Regions from separate parts of the Mus musculus genome. Here all the other regions are linked to region 1. A link is a loop called in an ENCODE intact Hi-C map of the cell type or tissue named here. Cell type or tissue: gastrocnemius. All regions are shown on one strand. Links, peaks and the distances in the headings refer to the core of each region. The heading gives the core; the rest is flanking DNA. Region 1 overlaps A930007I19Rik (RIKEN cDNA A930007I19 gene). Region 2 has its middle 7.1 kb from the start of 4430402I18Rik. Region 3 overlaps Ric1 (RAB6A GEF complex partner 1). Region 4 overlaps Pdcd1lg2 (programmed cell death 1 ligand 2).

Region 1 (8,466 bases), core at 1,806-6,805:
TTTCATTAGGTTCACGGTACCAGGCATGAAATCCCTCCTGGGAAGGAGGCCTCAAATCAATTTAGAATTTATCACTGTATTAGTTACTTTTCTGTTGCTATCATAAAGCACATGACCAAGGCAACGCACAGAAGGAAGCGTTTATTTGGGCTTATGGTTCCAGAGGAAAAAAGAGCCCACCATGGTTAGGAGGTGTGGCAGCACGTGGGCGTGGCAGCCTAAGCAGGAAGCTGGGGGGCAGGGCGGAGAGAGAACCGGAAGTGGAACCAAGTCAAACCCTCCCAAAGCCTGCCCCCAGTGACATACTTCTTCCAGCAGGCCACACCTCCTAAGTCTTCCCAGAGAGCACTCTCAAGTGGGCAATGAAGAGTTTAAATGCCTGTGCTTTATATAGGATATTTCGTATTCAAAACCCTACCCTCCCGTAAAAGTCTGATTAATTTTGCCTGTCTGATCTGGCAGGTTAGTATTGCAGCATGCGGGATCCAGTGGAGGGAAAGACCCCAGCAGCCTCTACAGCTCCTCCCATCATGATGAGAAGCTAGCCAGTGGATAGACAGTCTCCTAGTCTCCTAGTCAAGGCACCGTTAATTTCTTTATGTCCTGCAAACAAAGTATGTGGAGTCTTCTCACCAATATGATCTGACCATCTAGTTCTGCTGGCTCACCCAGAACAATGGCAAGCGCTCGTGTTATTTTAGGGCTTCCTGATTGCTACCTTATTCATACTTGGCACTGAGACTTTTATTTAATAACCTATGTCTGTTGGGAGCAGCTTCCTCCACTAATGCAGAGCACCTCTGTTTAGACTGTTTCTTTGAAAAACAAAAACAAAAACAAGTTAAATTAGCATACGTACTTGTGGTTTTCCATAAATCGTTTTCATATGTCCTAAGTCTTGGTTAGCTCACATCGTACCCACCCCCTCCTTCCCACCCCACTGCCTCCATCTACACTTAACCCTTCAACCCCCAGTATTCCCTCCCTGTTCTTTTGTGTCGCATGTGTTCTACTGTCCCCTCTAATTATATTTTTTAATGGGACTTGAAGATCATAGGTTTCCATGGACCTTTTCCAGACGCCCTTCATTTCCGTTAACCCTTCTCTTGCTTACACTTCCCCATGCTTAACCTTCGGTTGGTCTGGCCTCCCTCTCTGCTTATATCGTAACTGTATTTTATTGTCTTCCCTCCCTTAATGCCCAGCCTCAGTGGCCCATTTCTAGTTTTCTAGATCTGTTTGTTCTTCAAGTTAAACACCCAAGACAAAGTATTTGAAGGCAGGATCCTCTTGTGGGACAGAAAGGCAGCATTTGTCTTTCTGGGCCTGGGTGACCTCATTTAGTAAATATATATTTCCTGGTTCCATCCATTTAGCTGAAATTTTCATGACATTTTTCTTTTGACCAAGTCAGCTTAGGCAGTCAACAGGTGCTCCAGGGCAGGAGTGAGGATTAAAAAGAGAGAGAGAGAAAAAAAAAGACAATTAGACAACACTGTAGCATGACCCCAGCCAGTCCTGAGACTGAGGTGGGTTTATTCTTTCCTACTCTGCTTTTATATCATTTTAATTACATGCGAATAATAAGGTCAGTTCTAGATTGAGGAACAAGCAAGACAATAAACACAAATAGTCAAGGAACAAGTAAGGCAATAAATGAAGTCCTGTGATTACTCCCTTGGTCACTGTTTCTAGGGGCTTATCAGGATGACCAAGGTATCTGAGCCTACTTCCCTGTTTTAGACCAAAGTCATATTCTTGCCTGAAGCCTACTTCTTTGTTCTACCTTCAAATCAGATTCCTGCCTGAGCTCCCTTCCTTGTTATGGTCCAGTGTCAAATTCCTGCCAAGCGGCCCCCCAAAGCTCTGCACATCTTTGCAGCTGAGTATTCCCTAGTATAAATGTGCTACTCTTTCCGTATCCCTTCATCAGCTGGCGAATGTCTGCTTGATCCTAGGTCTTCATCACCATGAACAGAGCACTAGTGAACATGGATGTAAGAGTGTCTCTGAGAGGATGTCAAGTCCTTTGGATATGTGCCCAAAAGGGACATTGCAGGGTCATGTGGTCATTCTACTTAAAGTCTTTAGAGGAACTTTCAGCCCAAGTTCTAAAGTGACTGCACCGTTTACCCGCCCACCAACAGCACACGACTGTCCCCAGTCCTCCACATCGACACCGGCGTTTGTTGTCATTTGTTTTCCTAATCATAGTCACGGACTGGGGTAAAATGGAATCTCAAAGTAGCTTAAATCTGCACTTCCCTGATAGCTAAGGATGTTGAACATGTTTTCAAATGTTTTGTGGCCACTTGTGTTTTGAGAATGTACTGTTCAGCTCCGTAGCCCATTTTAAAACTTGGGTTCTTTGTTCTTCGATGTTCAGGGTTTTTTGTTTGTTTTTGTTTTTTGTTCTTTGTATATTCTAGACATTAATACTAATCCTTTTGGGGGCATGGTCTTTCTTTTTACTTGGTTGATTATTTCCTTTGATGCACTGAAGCTCTTTAGTTTTACGAGGTTCTGTTTGTCAATTGTTGGCCTTAAATTCTGTGCAAACGGAGTTGAATTCAGAAAGTCATTTCTTAGCCAGGTGATGGTGGCACACACCTTTAAACACAGCAGTTGGGAGGCAGAGGCAGGTGGATCTCTATGAGTTTGAAGCCCACCTGGTCTACAGAGGAAGTTCCAGGATAGCCAAGGCTACACAGAGAAACCCTGTTTTTTGAAAAACAAAACAAAACAAAGGAAACAAAACAAAAGTCATTTCTTGTGCCTGCGGTGCCACTGCCCATGTTTTCTTTGAACAGTTTCGGCATTCCAGGCTCCACAATAAGATCTTCAATCCATTTAGAGTTGCAGCCTGCCTTTGGTGCAGGTTTATAAATACGGCTCGAATTTCATTCTTCTACGTGTGGACATCCAGTTCTTCCCACACTTTTTGTTGAATGAGCTGTTTTTTTTCTCCAGTGTGCATTTTTGGCATCTTGGCCGAATATGAGATGGCTGTTATTATGTGCGTTTGTATTGTATTTGGGTCTTTTTCCCCCCCATTAGTCTACATGTCTGTTTTTGTGCCAGTACCATATTGTTTTTATTTCTATATCTCTGTAATATATAGCTCGATATATTAATAAAATATCTTTTGGCTATTTTCCTTTTTCCATGAACTGCTTGTTCAGTTCATCAGCCCATTTACTAATTTGCAATTAGTCTTATGAGGTGTTTAATTTTTGCTGTTTTTGTGTATTCTAGATTTACATTTATAGCTGGCAAAGATTTCCCCCCATTTTTCAAGCTGTTTCCTTATGTTGGTCACACTTCCTATTTTGAAGAGTTTAATTTATATCTCACATAAATATTATACTTTTAACTGCTAAAAATTGGTAGGTTAAAATGAATAGTTTAAACTTGGCATAATATATTCTAGATAATATATTATAAGCATTAATATTATATGATATTATATGGTAATTATTACCATTATGATAATGGTTCTGTAATCCCAGAACTCAAGATATCTGAGGCAAGAATGACTTTCAGGCTAGCTTGGGCTACATAGTGAGCCCCTATGTAAAAACAAAAAAAAAATTTTTTTTTTCTATTATAAAAAAAGAATTATAGAAGTCATTGTTAAAGTTATCAGAGACTCTAACGTTGGGAATGAGAATGGAGCAAGTCTTAGAGGAGATAACTCTGAGTCAGGCCCTGGAATATGGGTAGACCTGTGATGGCAGAAGAGGAGGCAGGGTGCAAAGTGTGCAATCAGGAGCAGGAACACGGAGCTCGAACATCCTTTACACGGGCCTAGTTGCACCTCCTAGTCGCAGGTGCGTACCTCACCTCAGGGCCCTCAGTAGCACAAGCAAGGGCTCCTGGTCGCTGTGCCCATTAATGCTTTAAACAGCCCCTCCACAAATCAGTGAGAACGACATCTCTGGCAGAAGCTTGTCCGCGTGAGTGTTTTGCAGCCAGGATTGAGATGCTCTGTATTAAGAACACGTAAGTGGGGAGGGACAAACTCAGAAGCCGCTCACAGAATCTTTAGTGGGGTAGGGGTGGGGGGTGTCACAGGCGGTATTTACCTTAGAAGCAGTTTGAAAGATATTCTCCCAGAAAAATCATAATAATGAATCAATCTAAAAATGAATGTAGATAATTTCCCACTATTGTTCTAAAAGAAAAAAAAACTCCAAATATTTTAAGTTTCAAAATATATCCCCCTTTTATGGAAGATCATTCCCAATTGAGTCTGATTGACAGTGAAAACCGCTTACCTGCCAGGAGGCTTGGAGGCAGTAGGGCTAGCATGTGAAGCTCCTCCTGGACGCTAGGTGGCGCCGTGGACTGAGACTTGGTGAAACGAGCTTCAGAGACAAGTTAGACTGGGAGAAAGGTCTTGGAAACTTATTTCTCCAACCCTTCATTTGGAGGGTTTTAAATTTTATTATTATATTAGTTATTATTAATTGTTAATATTTAATGATTATCATTATTGTTATTACTATTACTGTGTGTGGACGAAAGTTGTCTCCTTTTCATATGTTTCATATTTGTGTGGTTAAACTCAGAGAAACTCCTCAGAGCTACAGAGAAAGCAATGGCGACTGTTCCCTGTATGCCCTCCAGAACAGTGCTGCAGCTGCAGGGTCAGCTCCAGGGGCTTAGCGGAAAGGAGGCTGAGACAACCCTTTCTGTTCGGCGACATCAGCAATTTGCCCACTAGGAGGCACTAATAAGCGATTCACAGTCAGGAGAGGGTTGAGTGGGACCCTCTAGCCCACTATCTTCTCAGCTGGAGGAGTGAGGCCACAGTGGCTGGGTTTCTTGTTCTTTCTCACCAACAAAAGCTTTCTTTGAGTGCCGGTTCGCTAATTCCCTCCCCTGCCTCCCTTGTTCCTCAGGACCTCGGACCGCAGCGCTTCTCCTCCGAAGCTTGCTCGCTATGTCCCTGTCTTTTGCTCTTAGCCCTGTCCACACCCTTGGAAAGAATCCTGTGGTTATGCCTCTTGAATATGGCATGGATCTCCTGCCGGGATGCTCCGGGGTTCTGTCTCCTTTCTCACTTCCCTGTTCCACATCCACCCAGTTCTTCTCTCTAAGTAACCGACTCTTTTGGGTTCCCATACTTATAAACATGCAACCGTATAGATAAAGACATGCTCCTTTCAACGATTTACTCAAACTATGGCATACTTGAGTCCTGCACCATGATTTTATTTCCACATAAAATACCCTAAAGATCTCTCTACAGCAGTTCACAGAGATCTTCCTTATGCCAATTTATGGCTGAATTGTATTCGACTTAAGAAGAATACAATTACCTTTTAACCAGCTACTTATCAGTAGAAGTGTAGATTATTTTCAGGTGGCTTCTATTATAAGTGTTGTCATAAGGAATAACATTGTATAAAGGCCATTTGTCCTCTGACCTTTATTGGTCTGAGGAAATATATCAGATTGAGTAAATTGCCTCAGGTTTCTTCTTGGCAAAGCCCATGTCACAATCATTAGAAGTAGGAGGCTGACACCCGTGACCTATATTCTACAGGATATTACCCCACAACATATACTGTCTATTTCCACCATTCCTCCCTCCCCCATTCTTCTTCTCCTCCAGCTTTCTTTTCCTCTTTTAAAAAAAAAAAAGGTTCTGGCTCTGTTGTCCAGTTTAGTCTTGAACCTATGAACCCAGGTGATCTTTCTGCCTCAGCCTTTTCTCCAAATTGCTTTAGTAATATTGATTAGATTGATTTATCGCAGCGACAGAAAAAGCAAGCAAGGACAGAGAGTGGAAGACTGGGGTTTTGGAGGGGAAGAGGAGAAAGGTGGCCTGTCCCTGAGAAGAGAAAGAGCAGGCAAGCATTCTGTGCAGAGCAAGTCAGGGTAGGGGCAGCGGATTTGAAATGGATTCTGTAAGAGTCGGAGAACTGGTCTCACTTGTCACAGTTCCATACACAGGTTGAGACCTCCAGGAGGAGAACAGAGCCTGTGGGGGCCTGGCCCTGAGTGCTGTGGACCCAAACACAGCAGCAAGATTCCTTATGTAGGCCTGCGAACAAAAGAAGGACTCTCCTGAGAGTGTCTCAGAATTCTGCCAAGATAAAAGGGTCCCATCAGACATCGAAGGACAAGCAGATAGCAGCACAGCAGCGAAGAGGCCAAAGACCAGACATGCCTCCGTTTTTAAGCTACTGTGTGAGCCTGATGCCCTAGAATTATGGAGTGGGTGAGTAATTAAACTTTAAGTAAATGAAAATGTTCACTCTGAGCCATGTGTCTTATCCTAGGAGCCATTTCTACCACACAAACTTCTTTGTTTGTTTGTTTTGTTTTCTTTCCCTTCTCTTCCTTTTCTTCCTCTTCCTCTTCTTCTCATCCTCATCCTTCTTCTCTCTTTCTCTATCTCCCTCTTTGTTCTTCCAAGAAAATGAGCTAAAACTATTTTTTTTCAAGTCACAGATTAGTTGCGCATCATGAGCATGGTATTTCAAAGTGGTTTTCTTGCTTTGTGGGGGGTGGGTTTAGATTTCTGCCACAGCTATACTATCCCAAGGTTCGGTGTTTTCTCATCCACAGGACAGGATTATCAATAGAATGACTTGAAGCCTTCTTTTTTCGTTTTTATAATATTGCTCACACTTTCAGCAAAAGGAAAGGAAACTGATAGTTTATCTGCATCCGCACGCATGTTCTTTCTTAAGATTTATGGTCAGTTGTTTCCTTAAATGCCTACCCATGAAGCATGTGAGTTTCAGCAAGGCTGAGGCCAGATCTTCCTGCATCAGGAGCACATGACATGTCTTTGAGGCTGATCGTGTGAACTTGATACTCAGACCTCCTCGATAGAGGCTGGCTGCTGTGGAGGCTGGGGGGACAGGGAAGGCCACAGCCTCAAGATGCTTCATGCTAAGTGAATGGAAAGACCCCCTTCTCCCTGCCAATACACAAGAGCTGGTCTCATCTGGTTCCTTCATGTCGGAAGTGCACAAGGCTTCATGGGCTGATAGCCAGCTTCTCCATGGACTTTGGAAAAGGGAGCTGTCTGAAAAAACACTATTGAATTTAACACTCAATTACTCAAGCAGATATATTGAAGGAGAGTAGCTAGAGATATGATTTTTCCAACTGGGGAAATCAATTGCCAGACAAGAAATCAAATGTGTGTGGAATCTGGATATGGTGTGCCAGGCCTACTAGTTAGCTGTGACTCTGAGCACGTGATTCTCTGTGCCTCGAACATTAAATGGAAACAAAGGGGCTGGAGCAATGGCTCCACAGTTAGGAGCACACTGTTCTTGGTGGGGGTCCAGATCGACTGCCAGTGTCCATGCTGATCAACTCACAACTGCCTCTGATTCTAGTTCAGGAACACTAGCAGCCCCCTCCTGCCTTCAGGATCACCTGAAGTAAAAATAATAAAAATGCATTTAAAAATGAGGACAACAGTGGTATATGACAAACAGGAGGAGGATTGTTATGGAGAAAAAAAATCCATATGTAGACTCGTGCCTGATACACGGTGAGAACTTAAGACTGTTTTTTTATGGCTGCTGCCGTTCTTACACACAAGCCGTATGTTAGCGTTTTTGGTGTTTAATTAAAGTTTTAAAACTGAGCTCTGAAGCAGTTTCATGACATACAGTAAGAAATTTGGCTACCTGTTGCTATGTGGTCATTCAAAAGAAGACCTTCTGCTGTCTTCTGAGGTCCTGGACCTCAGAGCAAGGTCTGACCTGGTTTGACAAATAATTTCCAGCCACATCTTTATAAATAATGAATCAGAATTGCTTGTTAGATGACATTCTGGGATGGCTAATACCAAGGAAGCCAATGACAACAAATGGAGCGAGGGTGTAGGGAAAGAGGAGCCTTATACACGTCGGATGGGAAATTAAAACGGAACCACAGTGACTGGGTGTGCTGTTTCTCCGTGTACACCGGAAGGACTCCAAGACAGCACTTCCTAGAGCTTGCATGTCTATGCTTCTTATCGCACTGCTTACAGTAGCTGAGAAACAGAACCAGTCAGATGAGTGGATAAGGAGAACTATCCTGCTGTGACAGATGTATACAACAGGATTTTATTTATTTATGAAATCATAACACTTTCAGGAAAAAATGCACATAAAATAAAATTTTATTTTATGTGCATGAGTGTTTTGTCTGGACATATGTTTATGTACCGTGTGTGAGCCTAGTGTGAGAAGAGGCCAGCAGAGAGGGTCAGAGCTCCTGGGACTAGAATTACAGACAACTGTAAGCTACTATACGGAAGCTGGAAATTGAACCCAAGTCCTCTCAAAGAGCAGCCACTGCTCCTAACCACAGAGCCATCTCTCCAGGCCCTAGCTTTTAATTTTTTTTGTGTATTTGTATATGTGTGTTGGGAGAAAGCTCATGAAAGTAGAGAGGAACATTAAGAAGAGGAGGAGGAGGACGAAGAGGAGGAGGATGAAGAGGAGG
Region 2 (8,466 bases), core at 1,749-6,748, 530 kb after region 1:
TCTACAGAGTGAGTTCCAGGACAGCCAGGGCTACACAAAGAACCAAAAAACAAACAAACAAACAAAAAAAGAAAGAAAACCCCCAAAACCAAAAACAAATGCAAATGCAGTTATATGAAATAGATCCCTTCTGTAGGCTCAGATTCCAAATGGCTTCAAGGTTGTTAAAAAACCTTTTGGTTTTAATTTACTCTTTCCTTGGAAGCATTCCCAAAACTGGGGCAGGGGGAAGGAGATCTGGACAACTGAGTATTCCTTTTTGTTGTTTTTGGTTTTAGTTTTTTGAGACAAGGTCTCTTTTATAGCTCTGGGTGAGAACTATGTATTCTTAAATATTCAGATTGCCAGGTTCTGCTTGGCCACTCAGGCTACTGTTCTTTGTTTCAAGTCAGGGTTTCTCTGAGGGTTTCTCTGTGTAGCCCTGGCTGTCCTGGAACTCTGTAGACCAGGCTGGCTTCGAACTCAGAGATCTGCCTGCCTCTGCCTCTTCAGTGCGGGGATTAAAAGCGTGCGCTACCATATCCCAGCTTGAGACCACTAGTTTTTTTGTAAATTTATTATCTTCTCTGACATTGTAATTGATTGCCATCCTTCATTTTGTTGAAGATTAAGATGAACTTCTAACTTTTGCCCTTTCATTAGAAACGTTTCTGAAAAATAAAGAAGATTTACAACTTAATGATTCTGCTTTCTCCTGAGCACTCTTAGGGGCACAAGGAAATATGAGTAAGGAGAGTTAATTGTATATTTTTCAGGATAGCCAAAAATCGAGGCTTAGCCCGGTGTGGTGGCACATGCCTTTAATTCCAGCACTCGGGAGGCAGAGGCAGGCAGAGTTCTGAGTTCGAGGCCAGCCTGGTCTACAAAGTGAGTTCCAGGACAGCCAGGGCTATACAGAGAAACCCTGCCTCGAAACAAACAAACAAAAAAATTGAGGCTTAATTTCACCTTTTGCTTGTGCATGTGTGTGTGTTTGTATGCACATGTGTATGCATGTGGTACTCTTCAGGCATCATACCTCCAGAGCCTTCACTTTGCTTTCTGAGACAAGATCTCATTGGTCTGGAGCTTGCCAGCTCAGTGAGCCTCGCTGGCAGGGAACCACGGGGATACTCCTGTCTTTACCTTTCAGTGGTGGGGACTTTGGTAAGCACACGCCACTGCGAACTGTGGCAGCTTCTTTATGGTTCTGGGGCTCAACTCCGATTCTCATGCCGTTTGGCAAACACCTTACTGACTGAACTGTCTCCCCAACCTTCAGAATACACTTCAATGAGGGGTAGATAAATGTGATGTTTATAGACCCAAATATCTCATAAGGCTAAAAATAATAAAATATAATGTGCTATCTATTTTTATTGAGAACACAGTTCTTACAGTGCAGGGCTGTATCCCCTTTCTATGGATTTCCTTCTGAAATAATTGCAAGGTATTAATTATACCCTGTGGTAATTATATTGTCTGCATTTGCATTGAATATATAACCATATTTCATTTTATATGAGTGAGAGATTGATATGAAAGATTTCAGACTGATTCCACCAAGAATCCCTTTAAGCTATGAGCTATGGTAGGACAGGAAGCCCATGTAAGCATGTGGTAGTGTTTCCATTTAAGCATCTTATAGATTGGAAGGTATATATATATATATATATATATATATATATATATATATATATATATATATATATTGTTTTTTGTTTGTTTTTTTGTTTTTTGTTTTTCGAGACAGGGTTTCTCTGCGTAGCCTTGGCTGTCCTGGAACTCACTTTGTAGATCAGGCTGGCCTCGAACTCAGAAATCCGCCTGCTTCTGCCTCCCAAGTGCTGGGATTAAAGGCATGCGCCACCATGTCCAGCGAAGGTATATACTTTAAACACACAAATGTTGAGCTACAGAAATTCCTAAACTCCATCACCCAAACTCAGCCATTGTGAGGATTTTGCTACACTCGCTTCCTGAAATATTTGAAAGTAAAATCTAAGCATTATGTCATTTTACCACTATGCACATATGATGATCAACCTTTATTGATCCATACTAGATGTGGGCGGCCCCATCCCAGGGACCACTGAGGAGGAACCTACAGCTTCATTTGGGCAAGGCAAGCTGGCTAGCAATGGGGTTATAGCTGCAGCCTTTCTCTTTTAGCTTCCTGACTGTGGACACAGCAAAGTGGACAGTGACGTCACTCACCTGCTGCCTCATCTTGCCCACCACTGATAGGCCTGACTCTCATACTCTGAGTCAAAAGAAACCTTTCCTGGGATTGCCTTTGGCAGGCACATACTTACACAGTAATAATACGGTAATGCAACATCTTAATATGCATCTCTAAACAAAGTTAATGTTCACCCCACACAGACAAAAAAAAGCTTCCATACCTACCAAAATTAATCAATGGCTATTATATAGTCAATCTCCAAGCATTGTAAAAATGTCCTGTAATTCTCAAACACTGAGTTGGTTTGTTAAAATCAAGGTGTAAAAATAGCTCACCTATAATATTTGGTGATTGGTATTTTTAAGATCTGTACCAGTTATTGCCAACACTTCCTTTGTTCTAACAATGCCATTGACATTGCCAATGACAACTTTTGGTTGTCATGTAGAAAGCTCAACGTCATATGTGTGACAGGATGCCTTTTTGTGGTGCCGTTAGTGTGTTTCTCAGCTGGCAGTGTAGCTCAGTGGTAGAGTACAAGGACTTAGGTCCTACCCCTGACACTGTAAAACAAAGCAAAACTTATCTCCCATAACTGCTTGAAGAGCAGTTAAGTCTAGAGCAATATTGCAACCTAAAACACTCTCTGATGACGGGAACAATCTCTGCATTGTCTGTGTAATAGTCACTAGCTATGCGTAGCTACTGAGCACTAGGAATGTGACCAGAGCAAGCGAGGAGCTAGACTTTATGTATTTATTTATTTATCTTGCTTTAGCTAACTTAGTTATATGTAGCCACTATATTAGACAATGTGACACCAGTATCCTGATTGAACTTAATGTCAATTTCTTTTTTTTTTAGTCTTAAATGCCTCCAGATCCATCTTTTGAATAATACAAGTCAGCATGTAGTACTACCATAGTGATGTAGTTAAAGTTGTTCAGTGGGTCTATATAGATAGTAGTAGCCTGATCCTTTAGGGGGAGTTTTCCAAAGGATGCAATTTTAGTCATTTTTAACATATAAATGTCATGTTTACGGTTCGTTAAAAGCAAGGGAAGAGTTCATTTATTTATTCATAGTAAAAGAAAGGTACAATTTCTTCTTGAAATATTAAACTGTGCAAAAGCTGAAAAGTTAAAGTTTTAAAGAAAGACGTTGGAAAAGGATAGACATAAGATATAGTTTTGGGTTTGTTTGTTTGTTTCTAAAGGCCGGGGGTTGTGCACAAAAATCAAACAAATTTAGTGTTCTACAAACTCATGATTGCTGAATTGGCACAAAGACCCTTCCCCGCGCTTTATGACACCAGCACTGAGTCACAGAAGCCCCGCGGCTCCTAGTTCCTGAGAAGCCCTGACCTCTTGGGCAAATTTTGCCCGCGTGGGTCTGATGGGGAAAGATGGAATTTCTTGGAACCATTCAGACAGCGAGTTACTGTGGCTCCAAGAAAGACTGTGGCTTGCAGTGGCCGCCCCCTGCTGGGCAGGACCCTGAGGTACAGGAGTGCTACCAATCCTTTCACCTGCCCCGCTGCCGCTCTGCTTGGAGACCCAGAGTCTTCTACAAGGTCGCCACCACCCAGAAAAGCCAGGAGGATAGCGCAGGCGACCAGGGGCTGTCCACAATTCTGCCCTCGCTCCACTCCCCGCACTTCAATCGTTATACCCAACGCGAATGGGACCGCTCTAATGATCTGCTGATCAGTATTGCAGAGGCATCGCGGCTCCGCGCCAGCCGGCTGACAGACGACTCCCTGCGGATCATGCAGGATAAGGAGCAGCTGACACGCCAGATGCAAGAGGGAACCTTCCGGAACCTGGGCCAGAGGCTCTCCGACATCCGCTTCTGGAAGTCCGGGTTGTGTCATGAGCGGGACATGCTGATGGCGGAGATCAACAACTTGAAAACCCTCAAGATGCGCTTGGAGTGCGCCGCTAAGGAGGTGAACTGTCCCCTGCAGGTGACCCTGGACTATCTGTACAGTAAGGAGAAAAGGATCGGGATTAACCTGGTCCATGACAACGGGGAGAAAAACCTTCTCCGGGTAGCAGATTTACTTAAATGTTGCCAAGATCAGATGAGAAAATTAGCTAAACGAATTGATTCCCAGATGCAAGATAATCGAGATGTTCAACATGCCCTAGAGCAAGACATCGCAGACAAGAGCTCTGCACAGTCTATTGAGGAGAGATGTTTAAACCTAAAAAACACATCTGAATCCATTAACTTCTTCCGTGGCATGGAGAACTTTGACGAAACGGTCTCCGTTCCTGAAACCTGGGCCAAGTTCAGCAGTAACAACATCAGACACGCTCAGACTACGCGGGCCAAGTCTGTCCAGCTGCGGGAGGAGGTAGAGCACCTGTTTGAGACCTTGACAGCCCAGGTGTGGAGGCATTTCACCAACATCAACCTGGCCTACCAGTCTGCCCAACCTGGAGTTCTACAGGGGTGTGGCAAACACCAAATAAGACCCAGCAGCTGCAGAGCAGTCTTCTAGAAAGGCAGACACCACTAGTGAACCAGCAGTTCAATCCTGAAGAAACCTCTAGCCCTTTTCTTTTCTTCTTTTTTTTTTTTTTATACTCAGTCACCTTTATTAGTTATACCTCAGGTTATTTTTTTAAATAATATTTCACACCATTAAAGCAATCACACCACATTAATTAAATTGATGCATCCCAAATTCATGCGTCTTGATCTTTACAGGTGATAAAGATTACATCTCAATAAAAAAAAAATCCTTCGATGTCTTGCTTTGATGTTCTCTTTAAAAGAATTATAATGAAGAACCAATTCTTTTCATTTTTGTTTATGGGGGAAAGAGGAGGAGATAGCATCTTGCTGTGTAGCTTAGGCTGCACTTGAAAATTCTATTCTGTCTCAGACTCTCACCGCCAAACCTCACACTTGAAGGGCTGTTTCAAAGGTTTATTCTATCTCCTTCCACAAGTCGGCATCGAAACACCCAAGTATCCTTAAAGTCCAGGGTTCCTTCGACTCCGTACTGTTTCTCCGTTATCTTGAAAACTCCCTTGGAGATGTTTTCTTGACTGGTGCCCTTCCTGGTTGATATGCTTGCAGTCAGAACTGACAGTGGCAGGAAAGAATGAGCAGAGGTCAGAAGAAAACAGCGTCGCCCTTCTCCATCGCCGCGTACACCCGGGTGTTGTTCTGCTCATAGTCTTGGATGCCATGGTACATTTTTTAACTCCTCCCTCCCACTTGAGGTAATCATGTAGCTTCAGAGTGTGTTTGTGGGTGCCTGGGAGCACAACCAGACAACTGTTTCTGTTAATGTGCACCGTGGCTGTCCAAGCACAATTTGGTCCCTGGATAGGAATGGGAAATAGTGTAGATTCTGATGCAGGCGGGGAGGTGGGGAGGGGCGGGGGGCAGGGCGTCTACTAGCCAGAATCTGAAAGTTTATCAGCATCCCATGCAGAGTCATAAAATTGGTTCCAGGAAACACCCTATATTTCAGAATCTGGGGTGAGGGCTCAGTATCTAAAGAGCTCCTCATCTTTTTGGAAATCCTGGATCTTTGTAACCACTCTCTCGCTTGGCATATAATCCTGTTTTGCAATGGTTACAGCTCTCATTACAATGACCCTGTTGGTTTCACCTCCTTTCTGCAGATTCTTTCAAACTCAGCTGAAAAACATTGAATATCATCAGATATCAGATTTTTTAAAATATTTTTTTATTACATATTTTCCTCAATTACATTTCCAATGCTCTCCCAAAAGTCCCCCATACCCTCCCCACCACTTCCCTACCCACCCATTCCCATTTTTTTGGCCCTGGTGTTCCCTTGTACTGGGGCATATAAAGTTTGTGTGTCCAATGGGCCTCTCTTTCCAGTGATGGCCGACTAGGCCATCTTTTGATACATATGCAGATATCAGATTTTTAATGACGAGAAACCCACTTTCTTCATAAAATTTTCTCTGCTCCAGGCCCAAAGTATACAATTACACATCACTGTTCATTATGGAAGGATCTCAGAGAAGAAACTCAAACAGGGCAGGAACCTGGAGGCAAGAGCTGATGCAGAGGCCATGGAAGAAGGGTGCTGCTTACTAGCTTGCTGGTTATCTATCAGGTTGTCTCATTAATTTGATTTTCTTCCTTCCTTCCTTCCTTCCTTCCTTCCTTCCTTCCTTCCTTCCTTCTTTCCTTCCTTCCTTCCTTCCTAGCAGACATTTCTCACAAATACTGATAATAGCTTTTATTATTATTATTATTATTATTATTCAGCTTTCTGCTGTTATTTATGCTTACCACAGGATAATTCACTGGCCCGGAAGACAGTGGGGCCTAACAAATCAGCCCACAGAGTCCAGACATAAAAGGATTGCAACAGTGCTTCAAGGGTCTTTCAATCAATTATTATGGCCTCCAGAGAGACATCAAGTTCTACTAAGAAGCTATCAACGTGATGGAGCAGAGAAGGCCTCTCTCCTAACACTGTCCGATGACCCAGGTGGCCTCTCTACTCCACATACTTCACACAGGAGCTGTTTGTTAGCTCTTTGAGCACTCAGCAGCGTGCAAGGCCACAGCAGTTGGAGGAGTGAGGGCTCGTGCCTTCCCCAGTTTTCGGACTTCTCTTTTCTATTCTTTTCTGATTTTTTAAAAAAATTGTTTTAATTTTTTCTCTTTTTGATTCAGTAATAGAAGTTGTGGGGGGAAATAGCATTTGACAGCATCGAACAACACTAAATGAAAAACGAGATTCCCTTCAACTACTCTATCTGAGACTTTTCAAAGGTCCACCCTCCCACCACCCCAGGAATGCTCTACACATATTTATACTCATTGTATTTTCAGTCTTTCTGAAATGGTAGTGTATTAGACATATTTTCTGTACCACACATTTATTTTCTTTTTAAAGGCTGTTTACTGTTAAAACAGCTCTGCTTCTTCTTTTTTTAAATGCTGTTTAATATCAGCTAGAATATGACTCTACCTAATGAACATTTGGTTGGTTCCCATTTTCCCCCTCCCCTTCTCCCTCTTGCTTTGGCCCCACTTGCTCTCCCTCCCCCCCCCCCCACTTGCTTGGCTCATAAGTCTTTTGGTTTTTTATTTCTTTCTCATTACGGATGGTTGTGAGCTACCATGTAGTTGTGGGATTTTAATTTTTTTTAAATGGGGGCTAGTGAGATGGCTCAGCTGTTAAGAGTACTGACTGCTCTTCCAGAGGTCCTAAGTTCAATTCCCAGCAACTACATGGTGGCTCACAACCATCTGTAATGGGATCCAATTCCCTCTTGTGTTGTGTCTGAAGATAGCTACAGTGTACTCATAGACATAACTTAAATAAATCTTTTTTTTTTAAATCTTAATGATTCAGCATATATCCTTGTGGTTTCTTTGTGAAAATATATCTTTGGGATAAATTCCTAGCAGCAGAAATACAGTGAGCCAAGTTAAAATTTTTGATAAACACTATTGAATCACTTTCTAGGGAAGTTGTATATTGTAAGCAGAATAATAGTGCCTAAAGATGTCCATAGTCTAGTCATGAAGACAGAAAGTAGGTCACCTTATATAATAAAGGAGATATTCAAATTTCAAGTGAAAATGAGGTTGTTAACTAACCAACCTTAAAATAGGGGAATTATCTTGGATCCTCTGAATAGTCCCAATGTGATCATAAAAGCCTTTAAAAATATATCTTATTTTGAAAGTATGTGTATGCATGTGTGTCTGTGTGTGGATGTATGCACGTGAGCTTGATTTACTGGCATCAGTGAGTCACTCAGCATAGGTGGTAGGAACCAAGCACGCATCCTCCGTGGGAGCAGTAACTGCCTTTAAACCTCACTCCAGCCCAATCCTAGAGATCATAAAAAGCGAAGAACAGAGTCAAAACAATGACAGTACAAGCGAGACTTGATTTGGTCTTGTTAGCTTTGAAGATGGAGGAAGGGAGCTTTGCGCCAAGGAGGACCAGCAACCTTCCCAAGCTGGAAGCACAGGAAAACCAAACAATACCAAGGGCACAGCCCTCCAGCCGCCTTCCTGGAACTCACTTTGTAGACCAGGCTGGCCTGGAACTCACAGAGACCCACCTCCTTCTGCCTCTCTAGTGCTCAGATTAAAGGTGTGCACCACCATGCTCAGCTCATAACTCTTTTTTTAAGGGCCTGAGAATACAGAGATTTGTTACAGTAGGCACAGAATTCTCATACATTGTATTTATTTCCATTTCCCACCTATCTGTGGTTCCTCATACCCATTCCTTTTGTTCCTTAAAAAATGATTTCTCTCCTCACATGACTCCTGTT
Region 3 (8,466 bases), core at 1,357-6,356, 62 kb before region 1:
GCATACTGGGAAAGCAATGAGTATAAATATAATGGCTTTCAAAAATTGCTTCTGCAAGCTAGCTATTGTGGTGCACACCTTTAATTCTAGCACTCAGGAGGCAGAGGCAGGTGGGTGCACGCACACACACACACATGGCTTGGGGGGGTGGGGAGAGGGAGAAGGAGAGGGAGAAGTTCTGTAAGCAAGGCTGAGCATCAGTAAGGCAGGAGGCCTTAAAACTCTGCAAGTCCGCCTGGTGTACACACTCTGGTCTAGGCTGGTCAGGAGTCAGACAATGAGACTCTGTCTTCTAAAACAAAACAACAAAAATGACAGAAGGAAAATGCTTTAGCAGAGCCAATCATCATATCCTTACAGAACACTACCTGTCTACAACTTTAGTATAATTTAATCTAGGCTAGAAAGTACAAATATTGAGGCAACAAATTAAAGACAAATGGGGTGTCAGTGTGGTGTGACTGAAGAAGATATGGAAGAGGAAGAAGAGGTGTAACGATTCAGAAGATGATAAATTGAAACCACAGAGAGGCCATGGAACCATCCTCTACCAGTCTTAAAAGTTTTCAACTTCAGCAGCCACACATAGTGACTATATGCCTGGAAATTAATAGAGTTCATAATCTCTATAATAAAAAACTGTAACAACTGACCAGACATACAGACAGAAAAATATGAATCAGAAGAAAAAGAAAAGTCCATCAATATAAATAGACTATTATACAATCCCAATGTTGGATTAGCAGATAAAATAACTGTGATATAAATGAAAAAAAATCTAGATGAAGACTGAGAAGACAGCTCAGTTGGTGATTCCTGCCTCTCCCAGGTTTGGAAGAACAACCCGAGTAAGGTCAGGGTCGTGCAGTTGCCAGTCTGTCCCCCCCCCCCCCCCTGCAATGCTCTTTCCCAGGGAAAGGTCAGATTCTGTTCCTGGTGCCCACATAAAAGGCTAGGTGTAGTAGCATGTATCTGAGATCTAGCACTGGAGTGCTGGGGACATGCATAGGCACAGCTCCCACGTCAGCTGGCCAGCCAGCCAGGCTAAACAAATCACTGGGCTCCAGGTTTAGTGAGTGACCCCATCTCAAAATAATGTGATGGAGCCAAGTAGTAGCGATGCATGCCTTCGATCCCAGCACTTGGGAGGCAGAGGCAGGTAAATTTCTCTGAATTTGAGGCCAGGCTGATCTACAGAGTAAGTTCTAGAACAGCCAAGGTTACACAAAGAAACCCTCTAGAGAAACCATTAAAAAAGGGGGGTGGGGTGGGGCGATAGAGAGATGGTTCAATGGTTAAGAGCATGGACTGCTCTTCTACAAGTCCTGAGTTCAATTTCCAGGAACCACATGGTGGCTCACAACCAACTGTAATGAATCCGATGCCCTTTTCTGGTGTGTCTGAAGACAGCTACAGTGTACACATATACAAAATAAGTAAATAAATCTTTTTTTAAAAAAAGGAATATGATGGAGAGCAACAGATGTCACTCCCGCCCCCCCCCCCAGGAGAATCTACATAAGATACTCTATTTACCTCAATTAAAAGTAAACAACTTGTTGAACAATGGCTGGTGTCCATCGTTAATGAATAGTTCTTCAAAATGTTGAAAAATGGGCTTTGTCCCAAGCTACCCAATTGCCACTCTCAATTAATTTTAGGATAAATGTCAAGCCCAACAAATTAGGTCTTTTCATGCTGTACTGGTTTTTAAAATGTTCTGAATATCATCCTTAGTTTTAAGTACATATAAAAGTTACACTGGCACAGTGGGAAATTTCCTAAACAGAACTCCAATGGCTTAGGCTCTAAGATCAAGAATTGATAAGTGGAACCTCATGAAACTGGAAAGCTTCTTTTGAAAAGCATAGGACATGGCCAATAGGACAAACTGGCAACCTACATATTGGGAAAGAAAATCTTCACTAACCTCACATCCGATAGAGGGTTAATATCCAAAATATATAAAGAACTCAAGAAGCTAACCTCCAAGAAACCAAACAAACCAATCAAAAAAATGGGGTGTAGAACAAAACAGAATTTATAACAACATAATCTTGAATGTTGAGAAGCATTTAAAGAAATGTTCAAAGTCTTTAGTCATCAGGGAAATGCAAATCAAAATGACCCTGAGATTCCACCTTGCACCAATCAGAATAGCTAAGATAAAAAACTCAGGTAACAATACATGTTGGTGAGGATTTGGAGAAAGAGGAACACTCCTCCATTGCTGGTGGGATTGCAAACTGGTACATTCACTCTGGAAATCAATCTGGAGGTTCCTCAGATAATTGGAAATATATCTACCTGAAGACCCAGCTATACTACTCTTGGGCATATACCCAAAATGATGCCCCACCATGCCTCACATTTCTCAAACATGGGTATTTTTCAATTTAGGTTTCTGACTGAGTTCTAAAGGATTTTATTAATATGGTAAATAAGGAATATCATGGATGCATCACATTCTGTCACATCTAATTTGAAATAGAATAGTATTTCTGATTAACCAATTATTAAAACTCATAATTACAAATATTTATCTTTTAAACATGCTCTATATTCAAGTAATAATGAAAGATGGATACTTAACAATAATCTTTACTTTTTATTTGATCAAAAAGAAAAGGTGACAGTACTTTTGCTCCTATATGCAAGAAGATAACCATTATTCCTAATTTTAATTGATTACATTGGTTGTGATAGTAGAAAATAGCTGATTGTATAGTCTTTTAGTGTCTTCTCTCTTATTTACAAGTGTTAATAGGGATAGGGAATTTCCAAGAAGTATGTATTTGACCAGCTAATGGTGTTTAAAATGTAATTCTTTCTTTGGATGTTTGAGAGAAAACTGAGATTGCCAACCATCTAAACTTGCAGAACCCTACTCTTATACAGGTGGAAGCCATTGTCTTAGTTAGAGTTTCTATTGCTTCTATGAAACACTATGACCAAAAAGCAAGTTGAGGAGGAAAGGGTTTATTTGGCTCACACTTCAAAATCACTGTTCATCATCAGAGAAGTCAGGATAGGAATTCAAACAGGGCAGGAACCTGGAGGCAGGAGTTCGTGCAGAGGCCATGGAGGGGTGCTGCTTACTGGCTTGCTCCTTATGGCTTGTTCAGCCTGCTTTCTTATAGAACCCAGGACAACCAACCCAAGGGTGGCACTACTCACACAGGCTGGGCCCTACCCCATCAATCACTAATTAAGAAAAACACTTTATAGACTGTCTACAAGCCTTTTTTATGGAAGCATTTTCCCTTCTCAGATGACTTTAGCTTGTGTCAGGTTCACATAAACTATCCAGCAATGTCATAAAATTTGGAAGCAATTCCTCCCTTCCCTTTGGTGGTGCCAGAATTAGAACTCTGGGCCATGAGCATGGTGAAAACATGCTCTACTATTGAGTCCCCTCCCGGTCCAGACATTCTTTTTGTAAAGACTTTCTATCCTGTTTCCATGTGCTACATGGCTTTACCACCAGGTGGAGCCATAAAACCAAGTTGTATTGTCCTGCCTTGTTTGGTGCCCACATACATTCAAAATTCCTTCTGCATCAAGTCTTCTAACTTTAATAGTGTGTGTGTGTGTGTGTGTGTTTGTGTGCGTGTGCGTGTGCGTGTGTGTGGTGTATGCACATCTATGTTCACACATATGGCGGCCAAGGAGTATACTGCTCTATCACACTGTACCTCACTCCCCTGAGAAAGGGTCTTCCACAGAACTGGAGCTAGGCTGGCAGCCAGCAGTCCCTAGCAATCCTTCTGCCCACGTCAGCACTAGAGTTACAGGCTTGGCTGTGATTCCACACATATTTTTATGTGGGGTAGAGTATTTGTACTTGGGTATCATGCGTATGAGGCAAACACTCTTACACACTGAGCTACTTCAAGTTGCATTCTTTAAAAAGGGCTTTTATCATGAGCAAATAAAATCTGAAGTGATCAGTAACCTTTGATCAACACAGTGAACATACTAAACTAAAATGTTTCAGTTTAATCTCATTTAAGCAAGTAACAAAGACTTTCTTCTCCACTCGGAGACTAAAGGATAAGAGCACAGACTACACAAGGGAATGACAACAGCTCACGGCTCAAATGTCAACTCTGCTGTTTGTTCTAGTGAGTGGTGGTTTAACAACAACAACAAAATGGTGAAAGATGCCCTTCGTTTGAACTATAAATCAGAGAGGTCTTTTAAAATGTTGGAATTACATTTTTATATAGTCCAATAGCTCCATACTACAGTAATATGCTCAGTCTTTTTGTTTTTAAAATTGTTACACTTTTATTTATTTATCTGGGGTGTGGGTGCTTGGACATGCCACGGTGCATGTTTGAAGGGCAGAGGCCAACCTTGGGAATCAATTCTTCATTCCTACCACGTGGGCACTGGGGAAGTAACTCATTAGGTTTGGAAGCAAGCACTTTTACCTACATCTTCCTGGTCCATGGCTTAATACGTCTGAAAGGTACCTAATAAAAAAACTTTTCCCTAAACCTGTCCCACTAACTTATGTACTCTTCTAGACAACAAACTTCTAATACCATTTAAGACCAAGCATTCTTACCACTGTATACACCTTGCTCTTTAACCAACAGTGTATCTGGAAAGTCTCTTAAAGATTGAGCCTCATTTGTTTTCACAGCTGTGTACTGTTCACAAAAATCATGTATGCAGAGGGAAGGACGGTAATAAATAAAAGGCCAGCCATGAAGCACTTAAGATAGTAAAGTGAAACTGAAAAAAAAAAAAAACATTGAGAATAGAGTTCTGTGCTTTAGTAGTTCTTACTGCCTTGTCACACGACATCTACTCACACTGCAATCAGAAAGCTTAACACTCCTTCAAGTGTACTCGTACTTCCAAGAAACACATGGAGGCTGCAGAGAGCGACAGCTCCCTCTTTTCTTCTCATACATGATTTTATTTGAATCTTTTAGTATGTTATCATTCCATACAATCAAACAGTTAATTTATACATTTTGAAATGCAAACAATTTTCTTGTTTGTCATATGATTTAATCAACTACATGGTCTTTTGTGGTCAGAAAATCTCAAACTTAACCAGCATACCATACCTCATAATGGGTGCTTGCAAATCCAGTATTTTCTTCATTTCTAAATTCAATGCTGGGGCACAATGTTCTTCCTTAAAATGAGGTATCCCCTTCATTTGTGGACTTCCTCTAAGAGAAATAGCACAAGGTTAAGACAAAGATATTTATTTTTTCCCCCAATCTGTACCTAATAGGCATTCAATTAAATAAATATAACCAATTTACAGACTATGTGCTCATTTTATAGATTTAAAAATGAAAGTCAAACTTGAATTCTATCACAGTAGATACATTTATATACCAACTAGATATATGGAAGCTTGAGTAATTTAACTTGTGTTGGGGGGCTGAGAGTAAAAAGCAGATGGAGGAAAGGAGGAAGGGAGAAAAGGGGAGGGAAGGGGAGAATTAAGTTGAACTCTCAAGAGAACCAATTTTGTTTAAAATGACTAAGAGTGCTTTCCTACCTAGGAAATTACAGAAGCAATGTTTCATTCCATACGCAGTACTATATGGTCGAAACTGTTCATTTATTTCACCTTACCTCACACCTTATCTTTGATTCCTAGTCTGTGGCTTTTCTTCAGGATTAACGTCAGATTCAGGGATGTATTTGGTTATTTCACAAATGACTTGGCACTAAATAACAAATGGTGTGTGTATTTAAATCCATGGTGATTAGTGGCCGCACAAGAATAGGTAGGCCAATGTCAGGAAACTGAGCACACACCTCCTAAGAGGACTACAGAAGTGTCTTGGATTCCTCATCTGCACATGCTATCAGCAGACTACAACTCTTCGCCTGTGTAGGGACTTGACAGTTATGGGTCTACTCAGGGTTTTATTGCTATGAGAAAGACTGTGACCTAAAGCAGCCTGGGGAAGAAAGGGTTCACTTTGCTTCTACTTCCACATCACAGCCATCATTGAAGAAAGTCAGGCAAGGAACCCAGGGCAGGAACCTGAAAGCAGGAACTAATGCAGGGGCCATGAAGGAAGGTGCATATTGGCTTTCTCATGTCTTGCTCAGCCTACTTTCTTCTGTACCAGCTACAATAGGCTGGGCTCTTTCACATCGATCATTAACCAAGAAAATGCTCTACACAGATTTGCCTAAAGGCCACTCTTCCCAGGCATTCTTTCAACTGAGAGTCCTCCTTCCGAGACGACTCTAGCTTGTGTGAAGTTGACATAAACCTAACCAACACACTATCTTTTGTGGCAGCTATCAATTTTGACAACAACTGTCCTGCTTATATCACATCACTTCTCTTTCTAATCACCTCCCACCCTGCAATTCAATTTGTTAACACTACAATAGCTTTTGAAGTTTCTAATGTTTGTGAGAAATCACTTTACTTTGCTGCTCAGAAACCTGCTTTGCTTTCTTTTTGTTTGTGGATTTCTTTTTTTTTCTCCCCCCACCCCCCTAGATAAGCTAGATGGTAGTGTATTGTCATCTTGCTGCTGTGGTAACCAGGAATATTTGCGTCTTTCTATGTCTGGCAGGCTAAGCAGGTTGATACTCAACCATTAAGGTTAATGTAACAACGATCTTTAAAAAGAAAATGAGAGACTAATTTACCAGAGTCACATTGAAAGTGGTAATCATGCACTCTGTGGTCACTGTCCGAGGACATTCGCCAAGTCTAAGTGTTTTTAAAGCTAATTTTACTTTAAAAAGTAGTACTTAAGCTTCAAATAGTGCTGGAAGACTCAGGAAAAAGGAAAAAAGAATGTAATCTTTGGAGATTCTGATAACAAGCTAACCTTAGAGAAAGCCCCAAGTTAAATAAAATGGAGACTCCTGAGAGGCCGGTCACTTTAAAACTATGCACTTCAGAGACAGTCATGGTGGGAACCTGAGCGAATGCTATAGTTTTCTCTTGTATGTAAGAAAAATCATGTCACACATGCTCAAAGCATTTTTTTAACGTTTTTAAAAAATATTTATTTATGTACTATAGCTGTCCTCAGACACACCAGAAAAGGGCATTTGATCCCATCACAGATGGTTGTGAGCCAGCATCTGGTTGCTGGGAATTGAACTCAGGACCTCTGGAAGAACAGTCAGTGCTCTTAACCACAGAGCCATCTCTCCAGCCCTCAAAGTAATTTTTTTTACCTTTGTATCTCAAAAGCTTTGCCCCTCCCCTGAGTGTGTGTGTGTGTGTGTGTGTGTGTGTGTGTGTGTGAGAGAGAGAGAGAGAAAGTGAGTGAGTGAGTGAGTGAGTTGAGGTGATCTCACTATGCAACCCATGACAGTTTAAAACCTGTGCTATTATGTCTCCACCTCTCAAAATGCATATATTACAATTTTATGTTACTGTGTCTGAGTACACTTTTGTTTTTGATAATTTCATGTGTATATAAATTAAAATTTGGTCATTTTTAAACATTACCCTTTTCTATGTTCTTTCTTCTGGTGATATAATATTCTGAGAATATCTCTTAACATTCTAAAAGACTAGAATTTCTCCTCACAGCCCAAGTTAATAGTATATCTTGACATCACCTAAGAGTTAAGACTGCTAGCCTACTGTTTACTCAGAGTCTGTTTATTTTACCTGCCTTTAAGAGAACAACTGAACAACCATCCTTACTTGTCTTGGATTGCCTATGTATTCAACTTGTATAACTTAAGCTATTGCATAGCTACATTCTTACATCAGGTACTGTTCCATGCCCTTGACTTAGATATTGCAGGTGTATCTTTGCTGAAAGCAGCAGATACAGAAGTTGAAAGACTTCCTAAAATGTACCATAAAGGTTGAAAGCAACCATTTATGGTTACTGGTTGATAAACAATGACATTTGCTATCTGGTCAGTTGAAATCAGTGACCTAATGCTTTTAAAACTCCGTTAAAGATATCTGTAAAGTATCCCATTCCTTCTCCATGTGATATTTTCTATGCTGTTCAATAAACAGAGAGAAAAGTCCATTATTATGGACAGTCACACTGCTCACAGACAGACAGATACTACACACTCATACACATCAGACAGGTACACATTAGGACACATACAGAGTGAAACATAGAGACAAACAGGTTCAAAACAGAGTCCCAAGACAGCATTCAGGCAGAGACTCAGACTCATAAAACAGACAGACAGAGGAAATATGGCGCAGAAAATGCAAGTCTGGACTTGCTCTTAGTTACATGACTCCAAGGAGAAGTGCTTCTTATTTCTTTCCTTAATGCAGGATGAATTCACTATTGGATTTAACTTGGATTTGATCCCCAATGCATTATAGCTGCACACCTTCTCTTCCAGTGCAAAGCTTCATCTTCCCAACAAGTCCCTTCCTGTTCTGATCCATGCCTGCCAGAGGAGTTCTAGGTGCTTGCCTGTATATCAGTGGGGGCTATCTACTGGCATAATAAACACATCTATTAATGG
Region 4 (5,000 bases), core at 1-5,000, 58 kb after region 1:
GAGTCAGAGATAGGATATGCCCAACTCTCATGAGGACAGGGAAGAGAGGTGGCTTAAGAGAGAACAGTGGAGGGAGAGAGAGACAGACAGAGACAGAGATGACAGCAACAGAGAGACACAGAGAGAGGAGAGAGAGGAGGCAGTTTTACAGAGACAGGTGAAGACAGAACGATCCAGAGACTGAGAAGGAAACAGAAGATTAAACATATTGCCGGTTAGTTTGAGGCCAAGTGGGCAATTCAGTCAGAAGCCAAGAGAACTCAGGTTGAACCAGTCAGCTGGGAGAGGAATTTTGATCCAGAAGAGCTGAATTGAACCAGTCAGCCAGAGTTCAAAATGATCTAGAAAGCTTATTCAGAAGTAAGCTTCTGAATGACAATTATCTCTTGTGAATACAAGTTACACTTAAGATTTTTCCCGTCTGAACTCTAATTGATAGGACTAGGAAATGGGGGCCACACTTACTCAGAGGGTCAATGATGGCTGAAGTCAGCTCCTTCATGTGAGCATTCCAGAACATGCAGCTGAAGTTTCTGCTAGGCTGAGGCTTGAGGCGCAGAACACTGGTGACCTGGTAGAGGCCTTCGGGGGTCCTGATGTGGCTGGTGTTGGCAGGAACACTGACATTTTGCCAGGACACTTCTGCTAGGGGATAACCTCTAGCCTGGCAGGTAAGCTGCACCTCCCCTGTACCTGGAACCTCCAGGATCCTAGTGTCTATCCTCATGTAAGAAGCTGGACAACAGAAGAAAAAGAAATGTTGTTTTGGATTGCTGTACAGTTGTACTCAATGGAAGAAGAAACACGTGATTACTATTGATCTTAGGTGATACATTTTTCTAAACTCAAAAATATTTCCTATGTCTCAGGTTCATTAGCTTGTATAGTTTGAATAGTTTTTATTCATACAGTACAACAAAGATGTTTTGTTTGATACACATAATTTTTGTTGAGGTTGACTGAAGACAGGTTGACAGTGGTATCCAAAGTCAGAAGAAAAAAGATGGATAGACCCAATGTTTGAAAGTAGGAAGGCTACAAATTTACATCCTAGCACTGTGCTAGGATGCCATATTCTGTGGTCTCTTGTATTCTAAACAGTCTCATAATTGAAGGATGGTGAAAGCTGAGGGAATGGTTAGGGCTAGATTACCCCAATAGATCACTTTTCAGACAGCATCAGTAGAAAGTTTACTCAAAAGTTCTTCCTTTCCCTCCATTATCTTTGTGATTAGGAGGAGGAAAATAAGGACTCATGTATGAGCTGTAAAAAAAAAAAGAGCTGGGTGTGTTTCTTATTTCTCAGTACAGATATGTTCTGTGACTGCACACTAAATGAACTATTCATGTGTGATTTTCTACTTTCTAGAACACGGAAATCTAAACCCAAAAGGAGATATTTGGAGAGTCAGGAAGGCACAAAGACTGTCCAACAGTCTTAGGCCACACCTAAAAATTAACGAATACCGCTACACATGTATATAGCTGGAAGTGTTGACAATCAACTATGGGGTTTTGATGATGGAAGGGGGAGCGAGTCCTGCCTTTCATTAACTGGGAAATATTTCCTTAAATAAGTAGTACAGGCATTGAAGTAAAAGCAATCTTGAAGTTAAAACCACAGTTGTTGAGATGGTTAATCTTGTCAATTTGATTGGACAAGAAGCTCAGTTATCTAGTGGGTGGGAAGTCTGCCTTGAACATAGACAGCACCATCCCACAGGCTGGGAACCCAAACAAGCTAAAGAGAAAACAAGCCATGATGGGAGTTCTCTTTTGCTGTATCCCTCTGATCATGATGGACTGGATCCTCTGAAACTGTGAGCTAAAATAAATTCTCCCTCCCCTGACTTACTTATGTCAAGTGCAGTATCACAGTGGTGAAAGGCAATCATAACAGGTGTGATAAGGTAGTTTCTTAAACTGCTGGAATATATAAGAACATAACACTCATTGGAAAGACCATTTCATATTAAACTAATAGCAACTATATTTTTTAGATTTTGTTTTTGAGACAGGCTCTCTCAATGTAGCCTAGGCTAGCCTTGACCTCATTACGTATTCCAGGATGAATTTACATTTGCTGCCCTCTGGTGTCCGTATCCTAAGTGCTGGGATTATAGACCCTGCATGACTTTACCCAGGTGGATAACAGTTATGTGAAAAACCTTAAATACCTATGTATTTAATGCCTTAAATACCTATAGCACTCACAGAATCTTAACTGTAAGCTTTGCGGCATGACCTTTTTACCTAATGTAGAACAGTGAGGAGGAAGACATGCTCAGAGCCTTTCCCATGTGATTTGCCTCTCTGTCTTTCTCTGTTCTGCTTCCATGTAATAACTTATTAATTTGACTAGTTATATTCAGAGACACAGAGAATCAGGGTTTCCCCAGAGATTAATTCCATCACCAGGGATTAATCCCAGGGCACTGTACATGTTAGGCAAGTGCTCTTCTGCTGTACTATATCCCCAGGCATAAGAAAGATGTTCTTATCTTTTATGAATGGATTAGGGTCTGTAATGGTAAACTTTAATTGTCAATTGGATACAATCTAGAATCATCTGAGGCAAGCACCTTAATGAGGGGCTGTCCACATTGAGTTGGTTGGTGGGCATCTCTATGGGGTATTGTCTTAATTAAGTTGATATGGGAAGACCCAGCCCACTGTGGGTGGTGCAGTTTCCTAGGCATGTGGTCCTGAACTACATAAAAGTAGGGAAACCAAGCTGAACACAAGCAAGCAAATGTGCATGCATTCATTTGTCATTGCTCCTGACTCTGGGTGTGATCTGAGCTCCTGCCTTGATTTTCCCTCAAAAAGAATACAAGGTGGAACTCTAAGCCAAACAATCCCTTCAAGAATAAGTTGTATTTCCTCAAGGTATTTTATCCAAGCCTCAGAAATAAAACTAGAACAGGGTCTAGTGAAAATCTGTGCTTCTAGATTAAGAGGAGAGGGCAGGGAAGAAGAGGGTCTTTGCTCTTATTCATGCTCTCCCATGTAAGTCACCCAGAGATGCTCCAAATAGGGAGGCGAGGGGAAAATCATGTGGCCAGGCCACCATTCACCTGTCACATGATGTTCACTTCCAATATGGCTTTGCATTCTTGTATGCTGCTCACACTTTTTAAAACTTTGAGAAGAGGAGGGGTTAAGTGGCCATAAAATGTGGCCCTAGCCTGGTAACCCGACCATTATCTTATTTAAAGTATACAAGAACTGTATGAGGTTGGTAAATTTTGGATTCGTAGCTTGTAAACAAGGAAACAGTAGAATCCTTGAGATGGAGAGATGTGAACTTCTGCATTTTATCATAGCACTTTGTATTAAAAATACCACAATGGGCCAAGAAATAACACAAACAGAAAGATTGCCTTCTCTTTATCAATCTAGCAATCCCCAGAATTCAAAGAGACTTGGACTCTGAAACTGTCTACTAAATGATTTGGTCTAGTCCTCCCAATCCCTTGGAACTAAGTTTTGGGCTGTCTCTGCCAATCAAACAGTATCTGAAGTAAAAATGTCAAGTACTCATTTCACCTCTAGATTAGCCATACATTTTCTCTGGGTTCAGCATCTTCTTAGAAATATTTCACTATATCATACTGTATCTTATGTCTACTTTTGTGACTTTGGGGGGTAAATATGGAAAACGAATTTTTGGAGTAGTTTGCTGTAGGGGCGATCCAGGCAACTTCCATGGGAGGGCTTCAAACAAGAAACTGATCTTGGCTGAGCAAAGAAAGGTGATTCAGAAGGGGAAGGACGAGGAGCCAGGTGCTTGGCTGAGACTTTGCCTTGTGGGGTGTAAATGAAAGGACACATCATCGGAAAGGATAGATAGTTAGCTAAAGGAACCATCATGGTTTCAGGAAGAGATGGAAACCCCCACCCTACACAGTTACATTATCAGAAATGCCTTCACAGTCCATTTTTCATTGGAAAGTAGTTGGAGAGATATTATCCCCAACAATATAAAATGAGGAAGTTGGACTGGGGTAATATTCTTGTGAAAAGATGAGCAAATGAGTTTCAGAGGTGGAAGTACTTTTAAAAGTTCAAGATTTCTTTGAAGGAAGGTCTGATGGAATTCTACACTAAAGCCATCTGGCCCTGGGCTGTTTTTTTGTTTGTTTGTTTGTTTGTTTTGTTTTTTGGGTTTTTTTTTTTTTTTGATTGGTTGGTTGGTAGGTTTTTAATTCCTTCTATTTCCTTAGGAGATATGGGCCTGTTTAGATAGTTCACCTGCTCTCGATTTAACTTTGGTATGTGGTATCTGTTTGGAAAACAATGCATTTCATCTAGATTTCCCAGTTTTGTTGAGTATAGGTTTTTGTAGTGGGATCTGATGTTTCTTAATGTCCTCAGTTTCTGTTTTTACGTCTCACTTTTCATTTCTGGTTTTGTTAATTTGCATACTGTCTCTGGGACCTTTATTTAGTTTGGCTAGGGGTTTATCTTGTTGATCCCCTCAAAGAACCAGCTTTTAGTTTTGTTGATTCTTTGTATAATTCTCTTTGTTTCTAGTTGGTTGATTTCTGTCCTGAGTTTAACTATTTCCTGCCTTCTACCCCTCTTCAGTGTGTTTTTTCTCTTTTTGTTCTAGAGCTCTCAGGTGTGCTGTTAAGTTGCTAGTGTAGGAGCTCTCCAATTTCTTTATCAGGGCACTTAGTGCTATGAATTTTCCTCTTAGCATTGCTTTCATTGTCCCATAAATTTGTATGCTGTGTCCTCATTTTCATTGAATTCCAGGAGTCTTTAATTTCTTTCTTTATTTCTTCCCTGACCAAGTTATTGAATAGAGAGCTGTTCAGTTTCCATGGATACCTCAATCCCACTTGGGAAAGAGAAGAAAGCAATTGGGGGTGGGGATGGGATCTGGGTGGGAAAGGTGACAGGGAGGGGAAGAGAGGAATATGATCGGGGCAGGGGGGAATAGGACTGAAGCCCTGAAGGCCAGCACAAAGAATGGAAACAGGCAACCTCAGGAG

The links. Hi-C counts contacts between places; a loop is a spot of excess contacts. Peaks named below come from ENCODE experiments on the same cell type or tissue, not always from the same donor. Only the 100,000 strongest peaks of a DNase experiment are listed, where the experiment ranks them.
Region 2: it touches region 1 in a loop (2.5-fold over the local background); 9 of 42 quality-filtered maps call a loop at or near these places.
Region 3: a loop joins it to region 1, with 2.7 times the contacts of the local background. A loop is called at or near these places in 7 of 42 quality-filtered maps.
Region 4: it touches region 1 in a loop (9-fold over the local background); 13 of 42 quality-filtered maps call a loop at or near these places.

Annotation. Positions count from the first base shown.
Region 1 is chr19:29,497,575-29,506,040 of GRCm38, reverse strand. It overlaps A930007I19Rik (RIKEN cDNA A930007I19 gene), which reads left to right. Exons shown (of 4, transcript NR_015567.3): 4 at 463-2,378. Among named protein-coding and RNA genes, the nearest start is that of A930007I19Rik, 20 kb to the left of the region's middle. In gastrocnemius, for the core only: CTCF peaks have their summits at 4,302 (motif pointing right) and 4,746 (motif pointing right); DNase peaks (open chromatin) are centred at 3,814, 4,334 and 4,728; H3K4me3 peaks cover 695 bases; H3K27ac peaks cover 1,507 bases.
Region 2 is chr19:28,970,708-28,979,173 of GRCm38, reverse strand. It overlaps the pseudogene Gm3621 and the pseudogene Gm4844. Among named protein-coding and RNA genes, the nearest start is that of 4430402I18Rik, 7.1 kb to the right of the region's middle. In gastrocnemius, for the core only: no CTCF peak of the experiment used is centred there; DNase peaks (open chromatin) are centred at 3,666, 3,893 and 4,563; H3K4me3 peaks cover 800 bases; H3K27ac peaks cover 397 bases.
Region 3 is chr19:29,558,711-29,567,176 of GRCm38, reverse strand. It overlaps Ric1 (RAB6A GEF complex partner 1), which reads right to left. Exons shown (of 26, transcript NM_001081319.1): 4 at 5,085-5,192. Among named protein-coding and RNA genes, the nearest start is that of Ric1, 41 kb to the right of the region's middle. In gastrocnemius, for the core only: CTCF peaks have their summits at 3,481 (motif pointing right) and 4,380; a DNase peak (open chromatin) is centred at 3,491; H3K27ac peaks cover 741 bases.
Region 4 is chr19:29,441,654-29,446,653 of GRCm38, reverse strand. Pdcd1lg2 (programmed cell death 1 ligand 2) reads right to left here. Exons shown (of 6, transcript NM_021396.2): 4 at 466-735. Among named protein-coding and RNA genes, the nearest start is that of Pdcd1lg2, 33 kb to the right of the region's middle. In gastrocnemius, for the core only: a CTCF peak has its summit at 2,089 (motif pointing left); no DNase peak of the experiment used is centred there.